6 separate regions of the Mus musculus genome follow, and regions 2, 3, 4, 5 and 6 are each linked to region 1. A link is a loop called in an ENCODE intact Hi-C map of the cell type or tissue named here. Cell type or tissue: gastrocnemius. All regions are shown on one strand. Each heading gives the region's core, and the rest is flanking DNA. Links, peaks and the distances in the headings are about the cores only. Region 1 holds the start of Gm46226 (a long non-coding RNA gene). Region 2 has its middle 23 kb from the start of Psap. Region 3 holds the start of Ddit4 (DNA-damage-inducible transcript 4). Region 4 overlaps Anapc16 (anaphase promoting complex subunit 16). Region 5 overlaps Ascc1 (activating signal cointegrator 1 complex subunit 1). Region 6 holds the start of Anapc16 (anaphase promoting complex subunit 16).

Region 1 (5,112 bases), core at 667-4,666:
TGCAAGTTTTACATTCTACTTTCGTTGCCATGGTTTCGGTATCCTAGGAGCCAGTGATGCGGAGCTTCTTGCCTGCCCTGGGAGAGGAGGAAGCAGCCCGAGGTAGGCTGTCTGTCTGTCTGTCCTAAGAGCTTTCTGCATTCACTGTCTGAGAGAGGATGGCTGTGCGGTGTTTGGCTTCCAGTTCCATTTAAATTTTTTCTGTGTATGTCTTTCCTTAAATATACAGTCCATCACTGTGGCTGGCTCAGTGTGTGTCACCAAAAATTCTCCAGGGATTTCATAGTCTGGGGAGGAGAGGGAAAGAGTTAGGTGAGCGGTTGTGGCAGGCACCTCCAGCTTAGCCCCACAGCCCAGCAGCTGGCCCTGGTCGATCCCTCTGCAGTACAACCACTGCCCCAGAGCTGACACTAGCTATCGAGTGGTCTTGAAACAGTCTGTGAATGGCTCTGTGACAGGAGACACAGGCAGAGGAGGGGGAGGACAGGGTACCAGTGCAAAGAACTTCTGGCTCTGCCCACACTCCTTTAGGCTTGAGCCAGGCTCCCTGCTCTGGGCACTGGGCACCAAGCCCATTACCCACATACAAGGGAAGGGGTGGAGGGGGTGGGGTGCCTGTTAATAGCAACTTTCACTTTTCCCCACCTCTCCTGTGCTCAGTAGCTTCTTTTGACCCTGAACTTGTGACTTTTTGTTCCCTTCTTCAAGACCACAGGGGAGATGCCTGGGCGGGGCCGGATGCCCGTGGTTTCCTGGCTCCCAGGTTTGGAGCACTGGAGTGAGGGCCTCAGGTCCCACCAGAGAGGGAGTGGTCAGGGCCCACAGACCCCTCCTGCCTGCTGATGGAACTGGGCATCTTGCTCCATTTCCTCCTTCCTGGGTGGAGAGAGAAGGATGCTCTCCTGCCCACTTAACTCCCCATGGGTTTTTCTGACTTCCGTGGGTGACTGTGGGTGACCCAGTTACGTGTGAACGCACAGGCAACAAAAGCCAGGCTTGGGAAAGGGCTGAGGTGGTTTGATTACTGGAGTAGTCGAGGAAGCACAGGTCCTCACTCTGCCTGGCTTCTGCCCCCGAATCCTTGCAGCCCTGGGGAGGGGACAACGGGGTCAATGGGGCTGGGGGAGGTGCCCAGAACTGCCTCGTCTCTGGAGGTTGGAAGTGTGAGGATGGTGAGTCTCTGCCATCATCACCAGGTTCCCTCCCTCCATCCTCTGCCCATGACCAAGGCCAAGGCTGCCAGGAGTTGCAGCAAAGAAGCAGTCCTGGCTCATACTTGGACCTGGGTGGTGTGGCTGGCCCAGAACTATCCATGCAGGGAGGCCTGCACCTCTGACAGCCGATTGCAACTCGGGGTGCCCATCTTCTGTGCTCTGTGGTACATGTCTGTGTCACCAAAGTAGCGGGCTCGGTACAGCAAGCCTTCCTCTGCAAAGAAACAGGGTGAGGTCAGAGCCCCAGGACTTTGTGGCATTTACCTGCCTGAGTCCATGGGGAAACAGGAAGACAGGACCAGGGGTTGGGGCAGAATTGGCTTCCCAGGATGGAACAGGAAGTCAGGACTATGGTCCCAGACAGACTGGGTACACAACCAGTGGGTGGCTAGGGGTTTGCAATCTGTCTCTAATACATTCATCTCTAGCAACCTTAATGATAGGCACTAGTGACACATGAGGACCTTAACGAAACCATCAAATGGTTTGCAGCTTAGGGGAACTCCAGGAGTGGAGTTCAGATCTTGGCAGGGAGATGACTGCACAGGGCACTTCTTTGGTCCACGAAGAACCAAAGAAGGGTTTTTCTGTTCTCAGCACACACACACACACACACACACACACACACACACACACACACTTAATGTACCCATTTGCATGACATACACACACATGCATGAGTACATACACATACACACATCAATGCATACATATGCATGCACACACATATTGATGCGTGCGTGCCCACACGCACACACACACACACACACACACACACACACACGCACACACGAGACACTCACTCTGCTGCTTCTCCTTCCAGCAGTTGTTGCGCAGGTTGGCGATGTAGTCATCCTCTACATTCCGTTCCACTGTTTTGAGGCTGGAGCCCGTGTACTCTTCGGAGAAGGTGTCTGCCACGTAGTAGGCGACGTTCAGGTGGTCAGTGACTCGCTTGTGGATGTGGCCCACTGACCTGACCAGAAACACACCAGGCACAGAGTGGGCAGCTGGAAGTGCCACCCAGGCCACAGGAAGAGCTGGATCCCTTCTGCACTGCAGCGGGAACTCACTGGCTCCCCAAAATGAAGGTCTGCAGCAAAGGCAGAGCACCCCAGTGCAGGAATAGCTCAGTCTATGTCACGCCCTCCTTTTCAGGGCTCTGAGGGGAACCGGGCAGATGGGGAGAGAAGCTCTGGTCTGGGAAGCTGGTCTTGCCAAGGGTGTGGGCTCTGCCTTCCATGCCTCAAAGCTCCTAGATGCTGAGGGCCGGCCTAAAGTAATGAGCCTCGGGTCAAAACAAGAGGACAGAGCTGTGTCTCTAACAGCATGGCACATTAGCATGAGTTAGTAGTTCATTCCCAACCCCACAAGAAGAGAAAATCCAAAAAGGCACAAAATGTCAGGAAGCATACGTGGGCACAAGACCTGTGGGCAGCAGGAGCCACACCTCCCAACAGGAGTCCCTGCTCCAGGGAGGCAGCTCCCCAAAGTGCATTCTCTATCTCTAGCTGGAGAGCGGTTACATCTGGCTCTAGGCAAGCAGGGCAGCTGTGGCAGCAGAGACCAACTCTGCCCCCTGCTGGCCGAGGGAGCCTGCTGGGTCCTCAGGCAGCGGCAGGCCAAGGGATTGGAGCTCAGGGCTTGCACCAGCAGAAGCTAGAACCTGCTGCTCCAGGTCCTGGGAAAAGAGAGGCCCTGATATCTTAGAGGGTCAACTAACTCCCTGGAATCAACCACTGGCAGCTGAGCTTGGCAACCACTCAACAAACACTGCTGAGCACTTCCCTGAGCTGGATACCTCTCCTTACACGGGTTACTTAGTAACTCTTACTAGCAGGTGGATGCTATTGTTCCCATTTTACAGACCAGGGACCTGAGGTTACATAACTTATGTGGAGTTAGGGCTCTCAATGCAGAAGCTGGGGCGCAAAGCCACCCTCCCCCGATTGACTATACCCTGTTCTTTCTTTCTTAGGGCTTCAAACAGACTTCAAGAGCAGAGGACATCTCAGCGTCAGCAAAGGTGGGGACAGTGGCGGGGAGTCACGCTTCTGAAATCGCGTAGGACAGTGCATGTGTGCTGCCTTAAGGAAAGGGCTGGAGCTTCGTCTGCATTCTCTGCGAGGCCTATGATCCTCAAAAGTCTAAGGGGCCCGGCCCGGGGACGGTATGCAAGATGGCGAGGGGCCCAGCCCGGCCCTGCCCGGGGCGTGCACTCACGGTCTCGGGCTCAGGCTGTAGGGAGGACTGGACACCATGAGCTGGCTGAGCGCAGACACGAGGATGAGGATGAGGATGGGCATCAGCTGCACGAACACTCCTAGCCCGCCCTGAGGGGAAGAGCAAGAGCAGTGGTCACAGCCCTGAACAGTGTCGTGTCGCCTGCCTGGGACAGCCCCCTCTCCTCCCTTCCCTCTGACAGCTTTCCCAGAGGACAAAGCAACCGCTTTGGAGCACACGTGTGAGTGTGAGAGCAAGTGGCAGGCCGGGGACACAGACCCTCACCATCCACAGCTTTCTGAATTCTGAGCCACACAAATGTTCTGCAGACAGCAAAGCATCTAATTAAAGGGCTGGGATGCAGTCTGTGGCATGGAACTGTTCTAGTACCCACAAGGCCTTGGGTGTGATTCTTAGAACAAAGACAGGACAGCCAGAAATAAAGGCATTACACATGAATCTGACTTTAAACTCTTCTGTACGTTAGATGTAAAGATACACTAATCCCAGCACTCAGGAGGCAGGGACGGGAGAAGGGTTGGGAGTTGCAGTTCCAGACCAGCTAGTCTGTACAGCAAGTTCTAGGCCAGCCAGAGCTATACAGTGAGACCGCGCCTCAAAATCCAAAGCCAAACCCACCCCTAACAAAACGGATGTGCTGGGCGTTATGCTAGGTCGATGAGGCATAATCCCAGTATTTGGAAGGTGGAAGTAGGGCTTCAAGGTTGTTTTCAACTGCAGGGTAAATCCAAGGAGACAGAGAGGAAGAAAGGAGGAAGGGGAAGAAAAAGAATAGAAGAGAGGGAGGGAGGGAGGGAGAAGGAGGAAAAAGGGCAGGCATGCGTAAGGACGTGTCCCCCTGTTCAATGCTCTTCACTGGCTGTGTTGATCCGTGGCATCCCAAATGTGTCTGAAGCACACTGCCTGGCTATACAGCTTTTCCTCACTCTCCTAGAAGGCTGAATACCCACACGGTCCTCTTTCTTCCTCTCATCATGTTTTAACTTTCCATCACTCAGAAAATGTTACGTCAGTCTTAAGAACAAATAGACTCCATAGAAGCTGTTCCCACTATGCGTTGCCTGGAGGTGAGGCTTTGTTTTATGCCCCCAACAGAAGCCAAAGCATCACGCAACACGGAGTGTGGCTCCCTCTGGTGTCCCTAGGCAGAATGGCACTGGGAAGGAGCAAAGATGGCTACTTGGCCTAAGAATGCTGGGGGGGTCTTAAGTGGATCAAGACTCCCTCCTCCTCTGGGGCCCATGCCCTGGGGGGTGGAATGGGGTGGGGGGCTGGAGTGTTACTCAGCCTCTGGCAACTCACATCACCCTGGTTGTCTCTGCGGTCTTGCCTCTGCTGGTAGGTGTACCGCATTCGGCCATTGCTGTAGACATGAACGTTACCTGAAACATGGAGATAGAGTCAGGGGCTGCAGCAGTCAGACCCCAGAACCACCGCTAAGGAGAACTGGCTGTGGACTTACTGGAAGGAAAGCCGCCACCAAAGAACATGTTAAAGAGGTCTTCTGGGGAGATGTCAGCCTCAAAGCCTCGGTGGAAGTCCCCGTGGCTGTGGCCGTGCCGGGCAGCCTGGCTCTTGTCATCACCAAACTGGTCGTACTGTTTCCTTTTCTCTGGGTTGCTGAGTACGGCATACGCTGTGCCAATGGCTGCAA
Region 2 (5,112 bases), core at 422-4,421, 360 kb before region 1:
ATACCCTGTTTACTCAGTGCTGGGTTTGAACCTAGGCCTCTGTTCAATCCAGGCAAGCACTCTGAGCTACACGCTCAGCCCCACAGAGGCTCCTAACGCGGTCCTGAAGAGAAAGTTTTAATTGCTGTGATATTAAAGTGATCGTCCTGGGCAGTGTACCCCTTTGATCTCAGCACTCAGGAGGTACAGCAAGGTAATGCTAAAGACAGGGGGCAGGGCACAGCCCCCCACTTTAGGCAGAGAGGAGTGGAGGTCACTTGGGCTGGAGTATCAGGAAGAAGCCATTAGAACAGGTATCTGGAGGAGGGGCAAAGGGCAAGGGTGTCTAGTAACAAATAACCTGGGTGCATGTGTTCAATTTGTTTGTTTTTGAGACAGGGTTTCTCTGTGCACCCCTGGCTATCCTGGAGCTCACTCTATAGACCCGGCTGGCCTCAGATGCACCTGCCTCTGCCTACAGACTGCTGGGGTTAAAGGCATGCTCCACCACTGCCCGGCCCTACTTATATGATTCTTAAAAGGACATTTTGTTGGCAAAAATACTTAGAAAATAGAAAAACTTAATTAAGGAATAGAAGCTATAACCCCCCTGTATTACACTCCTCCTGACCAATAGTCAGTTGGATTGATGAGGCGGTTAGACTGGTCTCTCCCTTCACTGGGTTCCTACAACATCGTGATTGTTGTGTTCAGGAACAGGACCCTGTAGTAGACGGGGTTCTAGATGGGAAAAGGCCGAAGCTGCCTCAGAAAAACAGGTCCATGGTAAGCTTTTGGATCCAATTTCAGCCAAAGATAAGCCTTATCACTCCCTGAACAGCCCTGGGGCTGGTTGAATCCCTAAGAAAACAAACTGGTCTTACCAGAACTAGAAGGGGACAATTACCTCATGGGTGAGGTGGTTCATGGACAGGGAAGGCAATACAGATGGGCCTCACCCTTACAAAGGGCGGTTTCTCAAGAAGCACCAGGAATCTCAGCAGGCACCGTATGTCCCTTAGACTAAATATAGAAATGTTCATCATGAAGGTTGAGGTGCGGAGTGGTTAAGACCATGGATCGTTAGAAAACGTGAGCCAGCCGTATGTGGTGGCACACACCTTTAATCCCAGCACTCGGGAGGCAGAGGCAGGCAGATTTCTGAGTTCAAGGCCAGTCTGGTCTACAGAGTGAGTTCTAGGACAGCCAGGGCTACACAGAGACACCCTCTCTCAAAAAAACAAAACAAAACAAAATTTACCCCCCCCAAAAAAAGGACTTGAGCCAAGAGTAGTAAAAGACTAGAGATCGTCCGTATGTCTGATGCTAACCCCAGGACACACAGTAGAATGGGAGAGCCAGCTCCCATGAATTCTCTGAGCTCCACAACTTTGATGTGACATGCACGTGTGCACAAATACATATAAATGTGTGTAATATAATTTTAACTGGTGTGGTGGCATATACCTTTAATACCTGAGAATCAGAGGCAGGTGGATTTCTGTGAGTTCGAGGCCAGCCTGGTCTATATAGTGGATTTCAGTAGGGAAGTCGGAGCCACAGAGTGAGGCTAGGGACGGAGCTCAGTGGGAAAGCCTATGGGCTAGCCCAAGGCCCTCGGTTAACCCCCTGATCACAGCGGGCTATATCTCCAGTCCCTCACAAATCCTAAACTCATTCTGCTTCCTGCTCCACTGTGAATACGGAATGCTTTGATTGTTGTTTGTTGTTGTTATTTCAAAGCAGGCTTTTTCTGTGTAGCTCTGACTCTCTGGGACACACTCTGTAGTTCAGGCTGCCCTTGCCTTTCAAGTGCTGGGATTAAAGGTGTGTGCCACCGCTGGCCTCTTGGTTTGGTTACTCTAGGTTTGTTTGTTGTTTTAGGTTTTTTTCATCCTTTATTATTATTATTTGTAAATGTGTCTGAGTGTTCTATCTGCTTATTTATCTGCACACCACATTCATTCAGTGTGCAGAGGCCAGAACAGGAAATCAAACGCCCTGGGCCTGGAGTTACAGATGGCCATGAGCTGCCACGTAGACACTGGGGATTAAACCTGGGTCTTCTGGAAGAACAGCCAGTGCTCATAACCTCTGACTCAACTCCCAAACTTGAGATAGGATGTTATATAGCCCAGGCTGTCCTAAAATGTACTATGTAGTCAAGGCTAGTCTTGAACTCTGATCCTCCTGCCTTCATCTCTCAAGTGCTGGGGTCCTAGGCATGGATCACACCTGACTTTAGTTTGGGTTTGAGACAAGGTCTCTTGTAGCCTAAGGTACCCTTGAACTTGCCGTGCATCCTCAAAAAGGACCTTGAACTCACGGTCCTTTTGCCTCCCTCTATTCAAGAACTCACACACACACACACACACACACACACACACACACACACACACACCTGATCCCCCATGATGGTCCCACTGCTGAAAATGTCTGTAAAGGCCACAAGCAGTACTCTGGGAATTCAAACAGAACAATGAGGTCAGGCCTCAGAGTACCTGCCCCGGTCACGGAGTTGTCCGTGAAGGGCTTGTTGGAGGAGCCGGCTTGAAGGGGTTATGCTCTGCAACAAAAAAAGAATCTTCTGGTGGCCATTTTTTTAAAAAGATGCATTTATTTTAGTTTCTGTGAACCACTCTTCTGCCCGAGAGTATGTTGTGGACCACTGTGTATAGTGCCTGAAGTCTCAGAGGTCGGAGGAGGGCATCAGATCCCCTGCAAGTAGAGTTATAGAGGGTTGATGGGGTGGCCAATAATTTTTTAATTAATTAATTAAATCCCAAACTCTGCCCTTTCCCTCCCTCCTCAACTCTCTCAGCCCCCGCAACCCCCACCCCCACCCCCTCACAGAGTCCTTCCCCCTATCTCCCCCCTTCTCCTCTGAGAGGACAGGCCTCCGTCAGGGATCCTCTCTATGCTGGCACATCAAGTCTGCAGGGTTGGGTGCATCCTCTTCCACCAAGGATTCCAGATGGGTGTGATCTGTGCCTGAGATCTCAGCACTAAAGAAAGCTGAGGAAGAAGGCTTACCACAAGTGTCAGGCCAGCCTGGGCTACAGAATAAGGAGTCTCAGTCTCAATAAATAATAAATAGGTCTGGGCAGTGGTGATATACATGCCTTTAATCCCAGCACTCCAGAGGCAGAGGTAGGTGGGTCTCTGTGAGCTCAGACAAGACAGCCCGGTTGGGCCACAGTTAGGCTACAGCTTTAGAGACGAGCCTCAGCCCCAGTTGTAGGAGGACCCACACGAAGACTGAGCTGCACGTATGCTACCCATGTGCCAGGGGCCTTGGTCCAGCCCGTGTATGCTCTTCAGCTGGTGGCTCTGTCTCTGAGACTCCCAGGGGTCCGGGTCAGTTGACTCTGCTGTTCTTCCTGTGGGGTTCCCATCCCCTTCAGCTCCTTCGATCCTCCCCCCAACTCTTACATTGTGGTCCCTGACCTCTGACCCATGTTTGGCTGTGGGTGTCTGCTTCTGTTTCCAACAGTCCACAGATTACAACAGCAATATGCTGTAATCTATGGAGAGTAATTGTGGGAGGGAGAGAAGCAGGGAGAAAGAAAAAGAAAGGATGAAGAGGAGGGGAAACGTAAAAAGGCCTCTATCTGAAAGCAACTTATATTTGCAGCCTTAATAAGGCTGAATATTTAAAGCTTACTGTTGGCTACAGCATCTTGCTGTGTGGACCAGGCTAACCCGGAAGTCTCCATCCTCACTTTGGTGCTGATGGCCGGGATTACAACAGTGAAGCATTAAGCTTTGTTTGAAAAAAAAAATCTGTTTCTGTTGTAACAGGGATCGCAGGTATGTGAAGGGTGCGGTTTAGCTAATCACTGTAAGTAAGGTGGGTTCCCTAGGTTCCAAGAATTCCAGATGGGTGTGATCTGTGCCTGTGACCTCAGCACTAAAGAAAGCTGAGGAAGAAGGCTTTTACTACAAGTTTCAGGCCAGCCTGGGCTACAGAATGAGGGAGTCTCAGTAAATAATAAATAGGTCTGGGCAGTGGTGATATACATGCCTTTAATCCCAGCATTCCAGAGGCAGAGGTAGGTGGGTCTCTGTGAGCTCAGGGCCTGCTTTGGCTACCTAGAGAAGCTGTGGCCAGCCACAGCCACCCAAAACCCTATCTCAAAACCCAATCAGTCAATCAGTCAACCAACTGATTGGTTAAATCAGTCTTTGGTCTGCTGCTTCCTGGATCCTCGCCCAACAAAAAGCTGAGCCACCTCCTGACCTCTGTTCCCCCACACAGGGCATTTTTGGAGGTTAAGCTGGGGAGAGCAGCCCAGGATGCTTAGGGAAGCGACACCAACAGTTTCTGGCCACCACCTCCTCCCCTGCCCCCAACATTGCACAAGACTCCTTGAGCCTGTAGCCCTGAGCAATATCCATCCTCTTTCGAAATTACTACTGTGTGCAAAGCCAGTCACCTGCACTACAGCTTTCCTGAGAAAAGGGATCAGAAACCTTACCCATGGGACAGGCAGGGGTGATGGGTTCCCCTAGCCGGAGCAGGAGCACCCTCATTGCCCTAGGCCTGAGTGGGGCCATACTTGTGCACAGTTGGCACATGCACACACACACACAAACACACACACACACACATACACACACACACACACACACACACACACACACACACACACACACACACACACACAGTAGTGCTCTAGGGATAGGTGTGCCTGCCCTGCTAACCAGCAGCAGCTGGAGCTCTGGGTCGGTCGCTATTATTCAGATCATTCACACACTATGAGGTCACACACACCCTGCCTGTCCTCAGGGCGATCTTTCTAGGGCCCAAGAAGCCATTTGCAGCAAGAGGCCATCTGCCGAGGGGCCATCTCTCTCCAGTATGTTCTGGCCTGCCTGGGCCAGTGTGGTCCAGTTTACAACTTTGGAAGGAGCCCCCTCCCTCTCTCTGCCTTCAGTCTCCTCTTCAGTGAAGTTCAGATGAGGCAAAATAGAACAGACAATGAAGGGCAGTCCGGAAGTTAGAGAAGCCCCTCCCCTGAAGAGGACAAGTCCAGGACAGGCTCTGTGGTGCCTACCAGGGTTGAGGCACCTTATAGGCCTGGAGACCTGGGTTTGACTCCCGGGACCTCCTCCACAAATCTGTGCCTCCCC
Region 3 (5,112 bases), core at 644-4,643, 56 kb before region 1:
TCTAAATGTCAGGAAAGAATGCTCTTAGGCCTGGGAACTCCAGGGGCAAGCAGTCCTCTATTTTGCAGCTGTCTTTAACTGTGTCTCCTAGTCTGAGCCTACCCCCACCTACCCCCACCGCACGCCCCTGCGGGGGAGGGGGGTGTGTCCATAAATGTGATTTTTTTTTTTTTTTTTTTTTTTGGTTTATTGAGACAGGGTTTCTCTGTGTAGCCCTGGCTGTCCTGGAACTCACTCTGTAGACCAGGCTGGCCTCGAACTCAGAAATCTGCCTGCCTCTGCTTCACAGGTGCTAGGATTAAAGGCGTGTGCCACCACTGCCCTGACCATGTGTCTCCCACCTGTAAAATGAGAGTACGTGTGGGAGAGCTTGGATTCCCATCCTTTTGCAGTTCTAAGACCTGGCTGTTCTAAAAGTCAGGCTTTTAATTTTAATTTTAAAAATATCGGTGGTAGGAGCTATGCTTCGTGACTCACTGTCATCCTGGAACTAGGAAGGCAAAGGCAGGAGAATCTCTGGGAGTTCCAGGCCAGCCAGCCGTGAAACTCCGTCCAAAAGATGAAATTGGGCAGTGGGGGTGGGGCTGGAAAGGACAGTGGCCTGACTTCCCTGGCAAGTGTCATGTGTCAAAGCAAACCTGCCCTGTAGCGATGTGATGCTTGCCTGTCTGATCTGGTTTGGTTCCTGCCCGCCGGGCCAGAGTGTCTGATGTAAGTTTGGTCTTTTCTTCCATCAGGGTCCCAGTGTCCTACATTAACAAACCTTTTTATAAAAAAAAAAAACAAAAAAAAAAACAAAAAAACAGGTCTAGTCCGACTGAATCTCCTCCTACCCTAAACAAATCGCTATCAGCCCTAGAGCATCGCTGCCAGGCTATATTTCCTGTTGCCTCGCCTGAATGATGAAACCCCATATGGCTCTTGCATTTGGACTTTTCCAAAGACCTCGGTCCTGGGTTCCATTGAATTGAATTCTCCTGCCACCCCACCCCCCACCCCCGATCCGCCGCTTTTCCCCCCCTTAACACAAAGCATGGGAGGGGTTCTAGGACCCGGCGGACGCCAGGGGCTCTGCCGCAGTGGGTTTGGGAGGCACTTGGCCCTGCAGTGTTCTGTCCCCCTAAGGCCTGCGGGTGGGTCACTGTGTCGGTTTGATGTGAGCCCTTGTTCCCTGGCCGTGGACCAGGCGCTAAGAATCGGAGTCCGTGAACTCTAACTCCTACCCAAACCCTCTGCTAGAGGACAATCTCGAATTGGCAAGCACTTGATGTCCTCCTGAACCTACACCCTGCTCCCCCGGGGCTGCAGAGTAACAGGAACACTGATGAGGGGACGTGGGAGCCGATGGCCCTGAGATGCCTTGTCTTTGGACCTATTACCAAAAGTGCATCGCGTGTCAGAAGCAAAGACAGCGTGGGACTGATGCTCATGGGACAACGGAGTAACGTCTGCCGCCGCGCCACGGTCCCATGGGGCATCCAGTTGTGCGCCCGGTAGTGTCCTTGGCCCTTGGGCTCCCAGAAGCTAGGGGTACCTTTCTCCCCTGCTCAAGCCGCACCAGGTCCCCCAACTCTTCTTTTCAGTGCAGTCACGGGCCGTCCCCTCCCCCAGCAACGCGCCCCTATAATAAACAAGTCTTTCCTTGATCCTCCCCTACCGCGAGCGCCCTCAGGGACCTTGGCAGCTGCTGAAAGCCGCCTCGGATCCCTTCCAGAAAGGGGGTGTGGCCGAAGCTAAGGCGAGGGGAGAGGGGTTCGGCCGGGAGCGTTCTGGGGCTCCGTGGGGGCGGGGCCAGGCCGCTGTCACCAGGCAGGAGAGAACGTTGCGAACGTGCGCCCGGTGCCTATTGGCTGAGGTGGGCCACACTCCCGGGTCTCGATTGGGCTGCGACCTGGAGGGGGCGTGGCCTCGCCGGGAGAGCCCTTATAGGCTGCTGCTCGCTGGTGCTAGGGATCGCAGCAGGCAGGGGGGAGGTGCGAGAGGGTTCGAAGGGACAGGTCCGGGCAGCGATCGGGGGTTGGCACCAGTTCGCTCACCCTTCGAGAGGCAGAGCGCTCTTGTCCGCAATCTTCGCTGACCGCGCTAGCTGGTGAGTGTCCCTCCCGGGTGTGCACATCTTGTCGGGGAGTGACCTCGGCTCTTGGGGCCTCAGAGCCCTCAATCCTGTGCAACGCCGACACTGACGCCAAATCCTTGTCCCTCTTGTCTTTCAGCGGCTTCTGTGCGCCTTCATTCGGACCTTAGCAGCCAGCGTCCTGGCGTCTGACCCCGCCATGCCTAGCCTCTGGGATCGTTTCTCGTCCTCCTCTTCCTCTTCGTCCTCGTCTCGAACTCCGGCCGCTGATCGGCCGCCGCGCTCCGCCTGGGGGTCTGCAGCCAGAGAAGAGGGCCTTGACCGCTGCGCGAGCCTGGAGAGCTCGGACTGCGAGTCCCTGGACAGCAGCAACAGTGGCTTCGGGCCGGAGGAAGGTGAGCACTCAGCCGGGGCCGAATTGGGTTCGGGGATGGGGGGTGGGAGGGGTCCCGGGAGGTGGGTACGAAGCGAGCTGAATCGGCTCAAAGCCACCTTGGCTTCCCACCCCAGCACGAAAAAACAGATTACTCTAGGGTTAGAAGACAAGACTGCGGGGCGGAAACTGAGGCACGGAGTGGAAAGGGACACTGTTTGCTTAGGCAAACTGCACCTCCCCCGCCCGTACAGCTCCTGTGGAAGGCGCTCTAATACAATACCCTTTCCCTGTGTTCTCTCTATCCAGACTCCTCATACCTGGATGGGGTGTCCCTGCCCGACTTTGAGCTGCTCAGTGACCCCGAGGATGAGCACCTGTGTGCCAACCTGATGCAGCTGCTGCAGGAGAGCCTGTCCCAGGCGCGATTGGGCTCGCGGCGCCCTGCGCGTTTGCTCATGCCGAGCCAGCTGGTGAGCCAGGTGGGCAAGGAACTCCTGCGCCTGGCATACAGTGAGCCGTGCGGCCTGCGGGGGGCACTGCTGGACGTGTGTGTGGAGCAAGGCAAGAGCTGCCATAGCGTGGCTCAGCTGGCCCTCGACCCCAGCCTGGTGCCCACCTTTCAGTTGACCCTGGTGCTGCGTCTGGACTCTCGCCTCTGGCCCAAGATCCAGGGGCTGTTAAGTTCTGCCAACTCTTCCTTGGTCCCTGGTTACAGCCAGTCCCTGACGCTAAGTACCGGCTTCAGAGTCATCAAGAAGAAACTCTACAGCTCCGAGCAGCTGCTCATTGAAGAGTGTTGAACTACATCCTGGGGTGGGGTGCGGGGAGGGTTTCTCACTGCCCCCCAAAGTGAAGACAAGGAATTTCTGTGGTGGAGACCCGCAGGCAAGGACTGAAGGACTGTCCCCTGTGTTAGAAAACTGACGATAGCCACCTGAGGGGCGCAGGGCCAGGTGGGGGAAGGAAGTGTTCTCCAGGAAGTCTCTAGGTTGTATGCAGGTGGCTCCCTGTTGGGGCACACGCCCCTCAGTACTGTAGCATGAAACAAAGGCTTAGGAGTCACACAGGCTTCTGGCTGGATGTGTATGTAGCATGTACCTTATTTTTTTTTATTACTGACAAGTTACAACAGCAGTTGTGGGCCAGAGCCAGAAGGGCAGCTGGTCTGCACTGGCCTCTGCCCCGGCTGGGGGTTGGGGGCTGGGGGGGAGGCAGGGGGAGGTGGCCGACAGTTTGTGTATCTTCTGGTCTGAAAGGACCTAGTGTGTTTTGTCATTTGTTTTGTATCTTGGTTTTGGGGGGTGGGGATCGGCGCTTCACTACTGACCTGTTCGAGGCAGCTATCTTACAGACTGCATGAATGTAAGAGTAGGAATGGGGTGGGTGTTAGGATCATTCGGGATCTTCGACACTTGAAACAAAATTACACCTGGGAGCTGCAGCCAGCCCATCCCGGTGCCCATGTACTGGAGGATTCAACTGTGAGGAGAGGGGCTGGGGTGGGGGTGGGGGGCTGGAACCCTCTTTTCCCAGAGGAGTGCCACCTGGGTCTTCCATCTAGAACCTGTTTACATGAAGTTACTCGCGGTTCATGAATACACTTGATGTTCAAGTATTAAGACCTATGCAATATTTTTACTTTTCTAATAAACATGTTTGTTAAAACACTTGAGTCTCATCGGCGCCATAAATGAAAAGGGAGAGTGGTGGGTGCTGGTCACAAGTTTCATCAGATTTCAGGGGCCACTTGTGTGTCCCCTGACTGCCTGGTAACTGCCATCAGAGCTCCTGGACTGCCTGGCAACCTGGGAACTGTGCCATCAGAGCCAAGGTCCCTCAGTTCTGCTGAGTGGAGCTACCAGGAGAATGTGCTGGAAAGCACCCGAAGGTGAAAGATGAGTCAGACCTCCCTGGAAGTCTGAGTCTCTACAAGGAGGGTTACCTTGCTCTCCAGGTGAGAAGGCCCAGTCTCCTTAGCCTAAGGCCTTTTCTCTGAGGAAAAGTCTAGACTGATGTGGTACATAGTCAAGGGTATGGTTTTATCTCTGGGTATAAAAAAAGGTTAAGAGACCTTTGCAAAAGACAATTCAGTTTAAACCTCTCCCTAGGCAAGAAACCTAGGCTCAGGAGATGTGGCCCAGGCAGGAGCAGAGACCATACAAAGGCAGGGGGATGACGAGGGTGACCCCTGACTTCCTTCCCAGACAGAAGGCTGGAGTTGGGTTTCTTATCAGAAATGTTGGAGTTGAGCCAAGAAGGCCAAGGCCTTTCTCACTTGTCCCCGACTCCAGAGTCCACCCACACCAAGTGGCCCTTGGAGAATGACTGTCTCCTTTGTTTCTCTTCCTGATCCCAGACTGCCTTTGTGTGCCCCAAGACTGTAAAAAAACGGTTCTTGGTTTTGCATCCTTTTGGAGGGCTTAGTTAGAACAGTTCCCTCAGGCTGGGGATGTAGCTCAGTGTAAAGTACTTGCCTGACAAGTAAAAGACCCTAGACTTATCTCCACATCTCCCACCAACCACAAAGGAAAGCCAGATCCTTCCAGTGAGCTGAAAGCAGAGACTAAAAACATCTGGTTTTCCTCGGGGATTCTATCCAGGACCTGACCTTTGGGGTAGCCCAGGAGACCCACATCTCTTTCATAGAATCCTCAGAGCTTAT
Region 4 (5,112 bases), core at 672-4,671, 97 kb before region 1:
CCACAGGTGCCGTGTGGTGTGGAAGGCGGTGTGTCAGGCATGTGTACTTTCTGCTTTGCCTTTTTGTTGGTCTCCGTTTGTGTGGATATTCAAGTTGGTATCATCAAGTCTGACTGGAAGTAGAATCTTTGTGTCTGTATTTGGCACTAAAAGTGGATTACAACTGTAGCTCTCTGCAGCAGCGATGTAGTTAAGGAGGCCAGCCACAAAACAAATGGCAAGTTGAAGGCATTTAAATTGCTTAACGAGCTTTATAGAACAGAGAAGAATCCGTGCTTAACACTGCTTCAAGAAAAAAGTGATTCAAGTCCGTCAGAAGCTCATGGTCTAACAGGCCTCTATCTAGACGTTCTCATTACCTCACTGAGGAGTCAATTGGATTCTATCGTATGGTGGATTTACCACGTGTAAATTCATGGTGTAGTTATGGCCTCTCTTAACCAGTTTCCCCAGTAATCTTAAAAGCTGCTTACAATGAAAGACAACTGACTTCGACAAAGCAAGTATCTGACATACTTTTGAATATCAAGAATACAGAAAAGGGGCTGTCTGGTAAAATACAGAAAAGATGGCTCTGCTGGCAAAAGGTACCTGGCACCATGCCTGACCGCCTAAGTATGACTTGTGGCTTTGATGGTGGGAGAAGAGGACTGACTCCCAAAAGTTGTCCTCTGACCTTCCCATGAGGACCCATACATAAGTAATAAATGCCTAGTTAAGAAAATGAAAACACGGGGCTGGTGAGATGGCTCAACAGATAAGAGCACCCGACTGTTCTTCTGAAGGTCCTGAGTTCAATTCCCAGCAACCACATGGTGGCTCACAACCATCCCTAACAAGATCTGGCGCCCTCTTCTGGAGTGTCTGAAGACAGCTACAGTGTACTTACATATAATAAATAAATAAATCTTTAAAAAAAAAAAAAAAAAAAAAAAAAAAAGAAAATGAAAACACCACCATTACCCTCACAGTATCTGCTGGGGCTTGGCTCTGCTTCAGCCTCCTCTCCTACACCACCTCCGACTTCCACACCTGTGCCTCATCTCCATGGATACTGAAGTCAACAGGTGCTCAGTCTCTTCTGTGAAGTGGCATGGTATTTGCATATGAGTTGTGTGTGTCCTTCCATGAAGCACTCCTAAATGTGAGTTGACAGGAATGTCAGATCTCGGGGTGACCCTGTTATAGGTTAATATGCCTGCATCAAAGCCTTTTCTTCTTCGTTGTTGAATTCATTTCGTTTTGAGTCTTGTGTAGTCCAGGCTTGACCTCTGACTCCTTGAGCTTCTTATTCTCCTCCTCCTGCCTCCCAAGTGCTGAGACTACAGACATAGATTATTTATTACTCTGTCTGCTTTATTCCGAGTTGGGGTCCAAGCCCAATGGTGCCAACTGAGCTACATCCCCAGCCCTGTTTTTTTTTTTTTTTTTTTACATTAGTGTAATGGAAGAGGAAAATAGAAACAGAGCACGCTGATGGAAAGCAAGAAACCCCAGTGCTCAGAAGGCTGAGATGGGAGAACTGTTCTGAGTGTGATGATAGCCTGAACTATCTAGAGACTGCCATGCCAGCCTGGGCACAGAGTGAGACTTTATTTTAAAAGGCAGGGGGAGGAGGGCAGGGGCAGCAGAGAGCAAAAGCATTTAAGAATCAAGGTTAGTGGGGCTGAAGAGATGGTTCAGTGGTTAAGCACACTGGCTGCTCTTCCAAAGGTCCTGAGTTCAATTCCCAGCAACATGGTGGCTCACAACCACCTGTAATGGAATCCGATGCCCTCTTCTGGTGTGCATGAAAACAGCACTTGCATATATAAAATAAAGAAATCCTTTAAAAAAAAAAACAAAGGAAGGAAGAAAGAGTCAAGGTTGGGTGTGGGTCATAATCCTAACAGGTTCAACTTGATGTTTGTTGCCTGCCCCTAAATCTAGGATATAAATCCAAACAACCTATGTTTAACCTCTGGGATGAACTTCTTGTTACATCTGCTGTCTGCTAAGAGCAGCATGCAGCAAGATTTAACAGTGTCCTGCCCTCTGCTAGCATTGCTCTCACCCAGCTATTAGTGAGCAAATTAGAGGCTGCCTTCCAGCCCACAAGTGGCTGTATCTTAGGGACCTCACAGGCCACTGCTTCATATAAATCACCTGGGGTTGTCTCATTGCCTACTAGGGAGTAATAGCTTTTAAATGAAATGTCTTAGCACTGAATTGAGTGGGCTTGGTGATAGAGTTGGATTTGGGCCATTTACTGAACTTTTTCACCACCCGGAATCTTTGCTTGTCCTTTAAAGGGAAAGCTGATGCACGGCTGACTGGTGTGTTGGTGTGGGTTATACACAGGCCGCCTCGGGCCGACCCCTCTCTGGAGAAATCCCGGCCTTTAGATTGGTTGATGTGACACATGATGTGATGTGGTTTCAGAAACAGTGGACCTGGGATGTAGAGTGAATAAGTCAAAAATAAAAAAGAAGCACTAGGCTCTGTAGTCAGTGCACTGCTGCCTGTGAACAGGAATGTGGTCTTGGGCCTCAAGTGTGGGAGAGTGTGAGCTGCTGTCTTTGCTTTGGAACACAGTACCAAGGATAGGCCAGTGTGATAACTTAAGTGCGGTATCCTAGTGATTAAAAGAGGGTGGGAGGCAGCACTTCCTCCTTACAGCACTTGATCCTTAACAGCCCATAGTTCCCACTTCCTGCAGTTCAGGACCACCGCCTGAGAGGCCACCTCGACCTACACGTGGGCTGTAGATGAGTCTTTAAGAAGGATGCCAGTGTGGCATTGCCATGCAAGAGCATAGTCCACCGACCGCGTCTTTGGTGTCAGGGTTCTCGGCAGCTCCCTCCCCTTGGGCTCTAGAGTTGCCCACTGCTCTCTGCCCTTCTCTAGATACAGTTGATGTCATTAGCATGTGCAGATCTTCACACCAATCAGAAGCACAGGGTACACTGGGCATGGTGGTGCTCAGGATCTTACCTCAAGAAAGGGGAATGAAAAGCCAAGGGTGGGAGGGTTGAACTTAGAGACCTCTCATCCTAAGTGTGATGCCCCTCACCCCCTCTCTGTTTGTTTTTCTCTTTCTCTGGCATTGACTTGAAGGTCGTAAGACAGGAAGCCTTTCTGGTTGTGTGTCCACATCATTCAGGTAGACTCAGTATCTGGACTTTTCCCTTTGATTACCCAGACTTGTAAAGAAAGATCTGTGTGAAACTCAGCATGAGGCCAGAGCGTGTTAGTATCTCCGTGCCACTTAATCCCCGTGACACACCGGGCCATGCCTGATGAGTGGGTGCTGACATCTGGCAGTGCTAGTGTGAACTCCTACCTTGAGAGAGACAGCTGTGTCCTCTCTCCCATTTGTCTGGGAATTTGGGCAATAAAACACTTGCCCTGGGGGGTTGCTGCCTTTTCCTACGTGACTTATGTCTCTGGGGCTGTGTTTTGTAGGACCAGCCTTTGCACTGACGGTGGCATGACTGAGCTAGCCACCTTCTTATTGGCAGTTGTTGGCACTAGCTTGGCACTAGGCTCTGAGCTTGCACCATTTCCCTTATCGGGATCCAGACTGCAGTGCTCCGTTTGGTTGGAAGGTCAAGCTTGCCATTCGTCCTTACAGAATGAAGTTTCCCAGCAAGGTTTGCTGATGGTCATGATGATGTAATTTGATGAATTAAAAGTCAACAGCTGTTTTTCCCTTGGCTGTGTTTTAGAATGAAAGTAATTGGAGTTCTGTCACAGTAAGTCACAAAAGTACCTTATAGCTGGGTGTGCCAGCTTGTTGCTGCCTTGTTTGCCAGGTGTACAGAAGAGAACAGGTCAGGAGGCGGGCAGTGGTAACTAGGACATCAGGCTAGGGCTTCTTGTTTTTGTTTTTGTAACACTATTTTTGAACTCCCAAACAAGTAGGACTATTTTAATATTAGGTATAGAAGAGGTAGCTCTTAAGAAGCAGTGTTCTAAAGGATCGCCTTTGTTCTCACCAGAAACACCTTAGACCTCAAGTGTAGAAGACACGGAATGAGTGGACAGCCTCTCCTGCTTTTCCAGAAGCCATTAAAACTAACGCCTGTGCCCTTTCCCTTGTAGATGGCTCCGAGCGATTCCTCTGTGAGTCGGTGTTTAGCTATCAAGTGGCATCCACGCTTAAACAGGTGAAGCATGGTAAGTACAGGAGCTGCTGTACACTTAGGGGAAACGAAGGGACACAGACTATGAGAGGGCAGTGCTGTGACCAAAGCCCCACACTGGTTAAGAGGACCTTCTGAATTGAAGAGCATTCTAAGATCTTGTTGAGCGTGAAAATCCCCTTGGAGGTTGGAAGTTGAAGGCCCGGGTTCAGTTCTCTAGGGGAGCCGCCGCTACCTGCTCCTTTGCTGCCTCGGCCTCTTCCTTCTGAGACTGGCTACTTCATCCCTTCAGGGGCCACTGTCTTCTAGTGTCTGAAGCACCTTCTGCCCTGTCAAAACCTGAGTCCCGGGTGGCACGTGCACTTCACCGAGTCTCCACATGCACCAGTCCTCCTGGGACAAACCATGGGAGCTTCTGCCTCAGCCACCTGAGAGCTGGGATTCTAGGCATGAGCCCGAAGTCCAGCTCCACTCTTTAGCACCTAGCGCGTGTAAGAGTGTGGTGATGGTAATTATCTTTTTGCTTTTTCCAGTGCTAAGGCTCAAACAAGGAGCATGGCACGTACTAGCATGTGCTCCAACACTGGGCTCCTCCGCAGCCTATCATAACTGTATTTTTCTCTTTATTGTTTCTTCACTCTGAAACTCACTGTGGCAAGGCAGTAGTGGCGCACGCCTTTAATCTCAGTGCTTGGGAGGCAGAGGCAGGCGGAGTTCTGAGTTCGAGGCCAGCCTGGTCTACAGAGTGAGTTCCAGGACAGCCAGAGCTACACAGAGAAACCCTGTCTTGAAAAACCAAAAAAAAAAAAAAAAGTCACTGTATAGCCCAGGCTGGCCTGGAACTCTGAGCACATCTCCTGCCTCCACTTCCCAAGTGCTAGGCTTGAACTCCCACACCTTGCTTGTTTTATATTCTCACTCTTTCTCTCTCTCCTCACACCTTCCTTCTGTCCCTCCTCCTCCCATCTCTGCCTCTGCCTCTGTGTGT
Region 5 (4,000 bases), core at 1-4,000, 170 kb before region 1:
CTTGTTAGTGCCTTTGTTTTTCTTTCTTAAAATAATAATTTTGATGTCTGTGAGATAGTTCATTCCAAAAAAGCAGGTGCCACCAAGTCTGACTGCCTGACTAGATCCTGGGGACCTTTTCGGTGGGAGGGAGAAACCAAAGATGTCCTTGGGCCTCCACATGCAATTTAAAATGCAAAGTAAGCCAGGAGTGATGGTGCATGCCTATAATCCCAGGACTTGGGAGGCAGAGGAAGACAGATCTCCATGACTTCAAGGCCAGCCTGGTCTACGTAGTGAGTTCCAAGCCAACCAAGGCTACAGAATAAGACCCTGTCTCAAAAAAACAAAAATTAAAATAAGAAAAATTTCATTGTTGAAATATAAAAACAATCTATCTGTTTTCTGAATATTTTCTTTCATTTCAAGGGTTTCAGAGAACATGGCTTCTCATGTTGTAGTTAGCAGAACAAATCCATACGGTGGCAGACTACAGTTATGTTGGGTGGATTTGCACTGGGCTGGAATGGCAGTTACACTCACAATGCCTTCATTTTTTAGAGAGATTTATTCCTTTGGTTGAAACACAGGTGAAAGGTTCTATCTCCTGAAACTAACGATTAAGAATTAAACTAAGGGGAATGAGAGAGATTAGAGGGTGCCCTGCCCAGGGATACAAGGGCACACATTTTTCTTCCACACATCTGCCCATGATTTTACACTGTAACTGCCTGATAATGTGCCCCCTTAGAGGCAGGAAGACTAACCGCTGCCTCGCCTTCAGAGCAGAAAGCGATCTCTTGTCCAGTTGGTGTACTCAGAACGGGACTCTAATTGTCAAGATTTTGTTGCTGGAGCTTGGACCCAGCGTCCACCTTACATGGTGTACTGGCTGGTTTTGTGTCAACTTGACACAGCTGGAGTTATCACAGAGAAAGGAGCCTCCCTGGAGGCAATGCCTCCATGAGATCCAGCTGTAAGGCATTTTCTCAATTAGTGATGGGGGGGGTGGGTATTGTGGGTGATGCCATCCCTGGGCTAATAGTCTTGGGTTCTATAACAAAGCAAACCAAGCAAGCCAGGGAAAGCAAGCCAGTAAGTAACATCCCTCCATGGCCTCTGCATCAGCTCCTGCTTCCTGACCTGCTTGAGTTCCAGTCCTGACTTCCTTTAGTGATGAGCAGCAATGTGGAAGTGTAAGCTGAATAAACCCTTTCCTCCCCAACTTGCTTCTTGGTCCTGATGTTTGTGCAGGAATAGAAACCCTGACTAAGACACATGGACACCTGTTCTATCACTGTGTTATGCCCCACACCCAAATGTCTGCCCCAACTTAAGAGTTTTAATCAGGCATTACTCTGGTTCTGACAGACATGACCTCAGATATCTCATGATTTCCACCTAAATACCGACTACCCTTGCACAAAGCAGCAGGGAAATGCTAAAGCCCAAAGTTCTGAGTATCTTGTAGATTCCAGTCTGCGCCGATAACTAAAATTGCTTTCCTGCAAGTCTAACCACAGTGGGCCCTGTGTGAGAGATTCATGTCTCCAAACTCTCACTGGGCCCAGCTCAAAGCCCACCTGGGCATGAGGAAGGGTACTGTGGCTTGTCAACACTAGAGGGAGCTACACTCACATCACCACAGGGTTGTTCAGGTCAGGAAACTTCAAGGGATCTTTCTCCCCAAACTGATAGTCCTGCCTATGGTTCAGGACAAGCATTCTACCACAGGTGTGAACCCTCACCGTGACTGCTAGCTTTTCATCTATGATAGGCTTGTGGCAGGTTGATGATGAATTCCACTGTAATTAACACTTCCATTCTTCTGTAGGATTCAATGCTTCTCTTCCTCTATTGCCTTGGTCTGGGAATTTTCTGTTCATAGCTTTTGTTTGTTTCTTTGGTTTTCAGGAAGGGTCTTATGTATCTCAGGCCAGCCTCAGTCTCGCTATATGGGTGTGGAGGACTCTGACTTCCTCATGCTTCTCCCTCCATTTCCTAAATGAGGGATTTCAGGCTTAGCCCAGCTGTGTCAGGCAGACTTGGGTTTTGTTGTTATTATACTTGGTTATGTTTGGTTTTGTTATATCTTTTTTTTCTTTTTCTTTTTTTAAAAGAACAATGGAGAAAGAAATCTTTAGGAATGTCTTAAAACCAACTTGGTTCTCATGGAATTCAAATGAAGCTCAAACAGCCTGTGGTACAAGTCATGGAAAGGAGCTTTCTGTGAAGAACCTTTAGGATGAAAGCAGGGAAGGGAGGGGTAAAGGCCAGCGCATCTAAGATGCAGTGGCTCTCACTACTGTTACACACTGTGATGGATAGTCTTGACTACACCCAGAGTCAACTAAAACCAAAGCAGCTGGGCACACCTGTGAGAGCAGGAGACACCTGTGAGGACTGGAGACACCTGTGAGGGCTGGGCACACCTGTGAGGGTTGGAGACACTTGTGAGGGCTAGGCACACCTGTGAGGGCTGGGTACACCTGTGAGGGCTGGAGACACCTGTGAGGGCCGAGCACACCTGTGAGGGCTGAGCACACCTGTAAGGGCTGGGCATACCTGTGAGGGCTGGAGACACTTGTGAGGGCTGAGCACACCTGTGAGGGCTGGGCATACCTGTGAGGGCTGGAGACACCTGTGAGGGCTGAGCACACCTGTAAGGGCTGTGCACACCTGTAAGAGCTGGGCACACCTGTGAGGGCTAGAGACACCTGTGAGGGCTGGGCACACCTGTGAGGGCTGGGCACACCTGTAAGGGCTGGGCACACCTGTGAGAGCTGGAGACACCTATGAGGGCTGAGCATACCTGTGAGGGCTGGAGACACCTGTGAGGGCTGGGCACACCTGTGAGGGCTGAGCACACCTGTGAGGGTTGGGCACACCTGTGAGGGCTGGGCACACCTGTGAGGGCTGGGCACACCTGTGAGGGCTGGGTACACCTGTGAGGAGTTTTTTTCCTTGCCTGGGTCATCTGAATCCAGATCATTTGATGTGGTAAAACCCACCCTAAATCTGGGCCATGCCTTCTTGTCGGGCTATATAAAGGACACAGACAAAGGAAGCTTTTGCCCTTTGCCTGTTTGCTCTCACTCTTGTCAGCAAGTTCGCTAGTATCAGAACTGACTTCTCTGGGATTCTAGTATGTACTGAAGACCAGCTGAGATGGACTTTCCATCCAGAGATAGATATATACAAGATAAAAATGTAAATATCAATTCTGTCACTCCAGAGAACTCTGACTAATAGACATGCACACCTCTCTACCTCTAGAAAACATTCATGGCCTTGAAACTGTGTGACCTAAACCATCAGCAAACATGAGACTCATCAATGACCTGTCTGTTTCTCTGCCCAGAGGAGCCACAGCATGTCACCTGGCTGCAGCTGTAACAGAGGCAGTATGCAGGAGAGAGAATGCAGGGCAGAAGAACTTGCATTTTCCTGTCTCAAAGTTGACTGTGATTCAGAACAGTGAGGTCTCAGCAGTCAAGACACTGACTACCTTCTTTTAGGACACAGGCTGCTCCTGAGTAAAAATAGACTAGAAGTAACCTTGGGGAGCAACTCTGTGGGTGAAGAGAAAAATGTACTAGATCAAAACATTTTTTTCACTTTAAAAATGCAAGCTCAAACCTCTAGAGTATAAAGTGAAACGCACTGGGTTCAAACCAAGTCTCAAAGTAACTGGGAAATGTTAGTCTTTCTTAAGTCAGAGACTGCAAACACTCTTGAGGTGCGAAGAGGATGGATGGTCAGCCAGATGGATCTAGGGATCTCCCCCATCACCCTCTCTCTGACACTACAACACTTTGCATCCTTTCAGGAGAAGCAGCAGGAAGCATGGCAGTGTGAAAAGGCAACACCTTACTTCTTCCTCATTCGGGGCATGCGCCAAAAGACCTCCATGCCACTCGACATCATACTGACCTTTAAAATGTTCCGGCCATCAAAAGACTCTCTCTCCTTGAAGATATATTTGCCATCTGCTGTGTAGAGATTGTACCTGCCTTCCGCT
Region 6 (4,000 bases), core at 1-4,000, 110 kb before region 1:
AGAGAGGGAGGGAGGGAGGGAGAGAGGGAGGGAGGGAGGGAGGGAGGGAGAGATAGGGAGAGGAGGGGGAGAAAGACAGGAGGGGAGAGAGGGGGAGGGGGGAGAGGCGGGGGTGGGGGGAGAGAGAGAGAGAGAGAAGGACGGAGGGAGGGAGAGACAAAGAATGGAAAGCTCGCCGAGCAGTGGTGGTGCACGCCTTTAATCCCAGCACTTGGGAGGCAGAGGCAGGCAGATTTCTGAGTTCGAGGCCAGCCTGGTCTACAGAGTGAGTTCCAGGACAGCCAGGGCTACACAAAGAAACCTTGTCTCGAAAAAACAAAAACCATGGAAGAAGTTACAGAGACAAAATTTGGAGCTGTGACGAAAGGATGGACCATCTAGTGATTGCCATATCCAGGGATCCATCCCATAATCAGCCTCCAAACGCTGACACCATTGCATACACTAGCAAGATTTTGCTGAAAGGACCCAGATATGGCTGTCTCTTGAGAGACTATGCCGGGGCCTAGCAAACACAGAAGTGGATGCTCACAGTCAGCTATTGGATGGATCACAGGGCCCCCAATGGAGGAGCTAGAGAAAGTACCCAAGGAGCTAAAGGGATCTGCAACCCTATAGGTGGAACAACATTATGAACTAACCAGTACTCCGGAGCTCTTAACTCTAGCTGCATATGTATCAAAAGATGGCCTAGTCGGCCATCACTGGAAAGAGAGGCCCATTGGACTTGCAAACTTTATATGCCCCAGTACAGGGGAACGCCAGGGCCAAGAAGTGGGAGTGGGTGGGTAGGAGAGTGGGGGGAGGGTATGGGGGACTTCTGGGATAGCATTGGAAATGTAAATGAGGAAAATACCTAATTAAAAAAAAAATACTGGAAAGCTCAAAGAGCTCAAGGCTGACAGTGGGCAGTCAAAAGGATCACATGGGGGGGACCCCAAGATTTAAGGTTCAGTAGAAACCCTTAGGAACTGAAAAGGAAGAGTTGCAAAGAACCTGAAAGGCTCTGCTTATACACTAAACCTAACCCCACAGTCATAGCCCTGAAAATAGTTAGGATCCACCTCAACTATTTAGTTGTTTAGTTTTTGTTTTATTTTTACAAAATTACTGTATGTTAAATAAAGTTAGTTGTGTCTTTAGACCTGTCAAGGCATGACTACAAAGAAGGAAGAAAAAAACTAGCATAACAATAGTTAATATTATCTGACACTGGAATAAATCCTTCAGGGCTTTATTTTAATAATTCATATTCTTAGTCAGGCACTGTGATGCGTTCCTTTAAGCCCAGTACTGAGGAGGCAGGGGCAGGTGGATCTCTATTAGTTCAAGAGCAGCCTGATCTACAGAGTGAGTTCCAGGACAGCCAGGGCTACATAATAGAGAGACTCTGTCTCAAGAAAAAAATTAGTAATAATAATAATTCATATTCTTTTATAATTTCACAGGTAAAGGGGTTTAATTTTGCCACAGAATATTTATAGGTAACAGTAGTAATTAACAAGTACTCCACAGGGGGGCGCAGCAGCTAAGAGCCCTTATTGGTCTTGCAGGTGACCTGAGTTCTGATCCCAGCACTCTGCAACTGAGTGGCTCAGAAGCACCTGTGAGTCCAGTTCCAGGAGATCCAATTAACACCCCTTTAGGCTTCCTTGGGCACCCGTGATCACATGTACACACACACATATTTAAAAAATAATAATGAGGGCTGGAGAGATAGGTCAGCAGTTAAGAGCACTGCATGCTCTACCAGAGGTCCTGAGTTCAATTCCCAGCAACCACATGGTGGCTCACAACCATCTGTAAAGGGATCTGATGTCCTCTTCTGGTGTGTCTGTAGACAGCTACAATGTCCTCACATAAAATAAATAATTTTTAATAATAATAAAAATAATGAAAAGTTACTCTACGTGGCACTGAGGCCTCTGTCCAGGATGAAATCTATCTTGACACACGAACTGCAGCCAGGAACACCTCATCTGAGGTCAGCTTTATTAGACCCACTGAGCAGCAACAAAGCAAAGAATTACCCTTACAGTACAAAGAACATTTTCCCTCTTGTGGGACCTAAGAGACCCCCCAGGATTACCAGGATAGAAATCCTCGTCTTCTTCATGTTGGTACTGTTTCTCCTGGATGGGATTCTTTCTATAATTCCGTCCATCGAACGTTACAATCTGTGGGCGTAGAACATCCATGACAAATGACGTTCCAGGAAAGTCCTGAAAAAGAAAGTGCCCTTTTGTTTAATTTTTTTTTTTTTAATTAAACAATGAATACTTAGGTCACTAAGATGGCTCAACAGGTAAAGGCACTTGCTCCCAAGGCCGATGACCCACACGGCAGAAGGAAAAAGTTGACTCCTGCAGGTTGTCCTCTGGACTACACATGCAGCCAGGTAGCAAACGCACAGACAAAATATGGAAATAAACAAACAAATGTAATAAAAAATTAAGTTAAAAGAAACTCCATTATGTAGGCAAGTAGCATAGACTAAATAAATAAATGTAATAAAATTTTAAATTTAAAAAATTCTGCTAGCCGGGCGTGGTGGCGCACGCCTTTAATCCCAGCACTCTGGAGGCAGAGGCAGGTGGATTTCTGAGTTCGAGGCCAGCCTGGTCTGCAGAGTGAGTTCCAGGACAACCAGGGCTATACAGAGAAACCCTGTCTCAAAAAAACCAAAAAACAACAAAAACAAAAAACAAACAAAAAACAAAAAAACAAAAAAAAATTCTGCTGTGTAGGCAGGTAACATATGCACAGACTACATTCGTAAATAAATAAATGTAATAAGAAATTTAAATTAAAAACTCCATTATGTAGGCCTCAACTGGGCAGTTCACAGCACATCCTAAGCAAAAATAGTGTCGCTTTCCATGAGCTCACCAGTGTAAGTTCTTGTATAGGTGTCTGATTAACCTATAGGGGGTGAGGTCTTGCTAGCCACCTAAGTATGAGCAGAGTGCTTCATTCACCCTATCCAGTATGATATTTTATCGTATCCAGTTTGATAACGCATTGAGGAACCATCGGTACAATACCCGCGGAAGAGAGGTAAGCCGTTTTAAAGATGCTAGAAATAAATACCTTCCAATCAGATTTATTTCCCTATCACAGTACAATTAAAATATGACTTACTAACACAGTTCTCGGACCAACACAGTACTGAGAAGGAACAGTTTCCCGAGGCCACTGCCTCCAGAACACAACAAACGGCTTCACGCTTGAATCAATAATTCGGAATTAAAGGCTCCTGATAAACTACCCCATGTTCCCATCCCAGATGGCTGCGGCTACAAGTTCACGTACTTAACAAGTTCCACCAAAGAAGGCCTAACAATCCCTTCCAAATGAATGCTTGACCCAACCCTCAGTCAAGTCGCTAATCCGCAGCCACCTGCAGGACGCAAGAAGAGGGTTCGTGCTTTGAGAAAACAGAAAATCAACGTTGGCAGGGGGATGCAATTATTAACAGTCTTGTGCCGCGCCACCCTGGTGTGCTACTCCTTTAGCATCCCTTCCCACTTCAAAAACCACGTTCTGTCGAAAAGGAGCCTTTACAAAGTGTGAGCACTGAGCACGAAGCCACAGTGGTACCTTTCCTGAGCAGCTCCAGGCAGAGACTGCGCAGAAGGAGGAGAGCGGACTAGCCCTGGGTCATGGGTGTTTGAAGAGGGAAAAGTGGATATGCTTTCGTGCAATTCTCACATAAAAAGCAAACGCTGAACATCCTACGCTAGAGAGGCGGAGCAGACAGCACCAACGCAAGAAAACCAAAACTGCGGGGGACTGGGGCGGGGAAGGGGGCGGGGCAGCCACAGCGACCCGGAAGTGTTCTCGGAAAGCTCGGTCTGGCCCAGCCGGGCTCCGCCCCCTCCACGCATGCGCGCTAGCACCGCCCTCTAGCCCTCACCGCCGCAGGGACAGGCGCAGCACCGCCATCAAACTCCCACAGCTCAGGCGGGCGCGCGCACGCCGCCGTCTACGTCGTGGCGAG

The links. Peaks named below come from ENCODE experiments on the same cell type or tissue, not always from the same donor. Only the 100,000 strongest peaks of a DNase experiment are listed, where the experiment ranks them.
Region 2: it touches region 1 in a loop (3-fold over the local background); 8 of 42 quality-filtered maps call a loop at or near these places.
Region 3: it touches region 1 in a loop (6-fold over the local background); 26 of 42 quality-filtered maps call a loop at or near these places.
Region 4: it touches region 1 in a loop (4-fold over the local background); 24 of 42 quality-filtered maps call a loop at or near these places.
Region 5: a loop joins it to region 1, with 10 times the contacts of the local background. A loop is called at or near these places in 20 of 42 quality-filtered maps.
Region 6: it touches region 1 in a loop (11-fold over the local background); 26 of 42 quality-filtered maps call a loop at or near these places.

The regions. Positions count from the first base shown.
Region 1 is chr10:59,892,666-59,897,777 of GRCm38, reverse strand. It overlaps Dnajb12 (DnaJ heat shock protein family (Hsp40) member B12), which reads right to left. Exons shown (of 9, transcript NM_019965.3): 4 at 4,921-5,106; 5 at 4,761-4,840; 6 at 3,438-3,547; 7 at 2,018-2,190; 8 at 1,277-1,428; 9 at 1-287. The coding sequence ends at 1,307. It overlaps Gm46226 (a long non-coding RNA gene), which reads left to right and starts at 16. Exons shown (of 2, transcript XR_001779776.1): 1 at 16-102; 2 at 3,193-3,896. In gastrocnemius, for the core only: a CTCF peak has its summit at 2,796 (motif pointing left); DNase peaks (open chromatin) are centred at 1,232, 2,798, 3,428 and 4,604; H3K27ac peaks cover 2,637 bases.
Region 2 is chr10:60,252,031-60,257,142 of GRCm38, reverse strand. No RefSeq gene overlaps it. Among named protein-coding and RNA genes, the nearest start is that of Psap, 23 kb to the left of the region's middle. In gastrocnemius, for the core only: no CTCF peak of the experiment used is centred there; no DNase peak of the experiment used is centred there.
Region 3 is chr10:59,948,674-59,953,785 of GRCm38, reverse strand. Ddit4 (DNA-damage-inducible transcript 4) reads left to right here and starts at 2,016. Exons shown (of 3, transcript NM_029083.2): 1 at 2,016-2,089; 2 at 2,214-2,469; 3 at 2,757-4,111. The coding sequence starts at 2,274. The coding sequence ends at 3,250. In gastrocnemius, for the core only: a CTCF peak has its summit at 2,974 (motif pointing right); DNase peaks (open chromatin) are centred at 1,865, 2,963, 3,506, 4,266 and 1 more place; H3K4me3 peaks cover 4,000 bases; H3K27ac peaks cover 4,000 bases.
Region 4 is chr10:59,989,879-59,994,990 of GRCm38, reverse strand. It overlaps Anapc16 (anaphase promoting complex subunit 16), which reads left to right. Exons shown (of 4, transcript NM_025514.3): 3 at 4,084-4,158. Among named protein-coding and RNA genes, the nearest start is that of Ascc1, 10 kb to the left of the region's middle. In gastrocnemius, for the core only: no CTCF peak of the experiment used is centred there; no DNase peak of the experiment used is centred there; H3K27ac peaks cover 2,359 bases.
Region 5 is chr10:60,064,321-60,068,320 of GRCm38, reverse strand. It overlaps Ascc1 (activating signal cointegrator 1 complex subunit 1), which reads right to left. Exons shown (of 11, transcript NM_026937.3): 9 at 3,913-3,998. Among named protein-coding and RNA genes, the nearest start is that of Spock2, 40 kb to the left of the region's middle. In gastrocnemius, for the core only: a CTCF peak has its summit at 1,592 (motif pointing right); a DNase peak (open chromatin) is centred at 1,585.
Region 6 is chr10:60,003,017-60,007,016 of GRCm38, reverse strand. It overlaps Anapc16 (anaphase promoting complex subunit 16), which reads left to right and starts at 3,882. Exons shown (of 4, transcript NM_025514.3): 1 at 3,882-4,000. It overlaps Ascc1 (activating signal cointegrator 1 complex subunit 1), which reads right to left. Exons shown (of 11, transcript NM_026937.3): 2 at 2,090-2,222. The coding sequence starts at 2,198. In gastrocnemius, for the core only: CTCF peaks have their summits at 1,513 (motif pointing right) and 3,410 (motif pointing left); DNase peaks (open chromatin) are centred at 1,545 and 3,908; H3K4me3 peaks cover 1,191 bases; H3K27ac peaks cover 1,255 bases.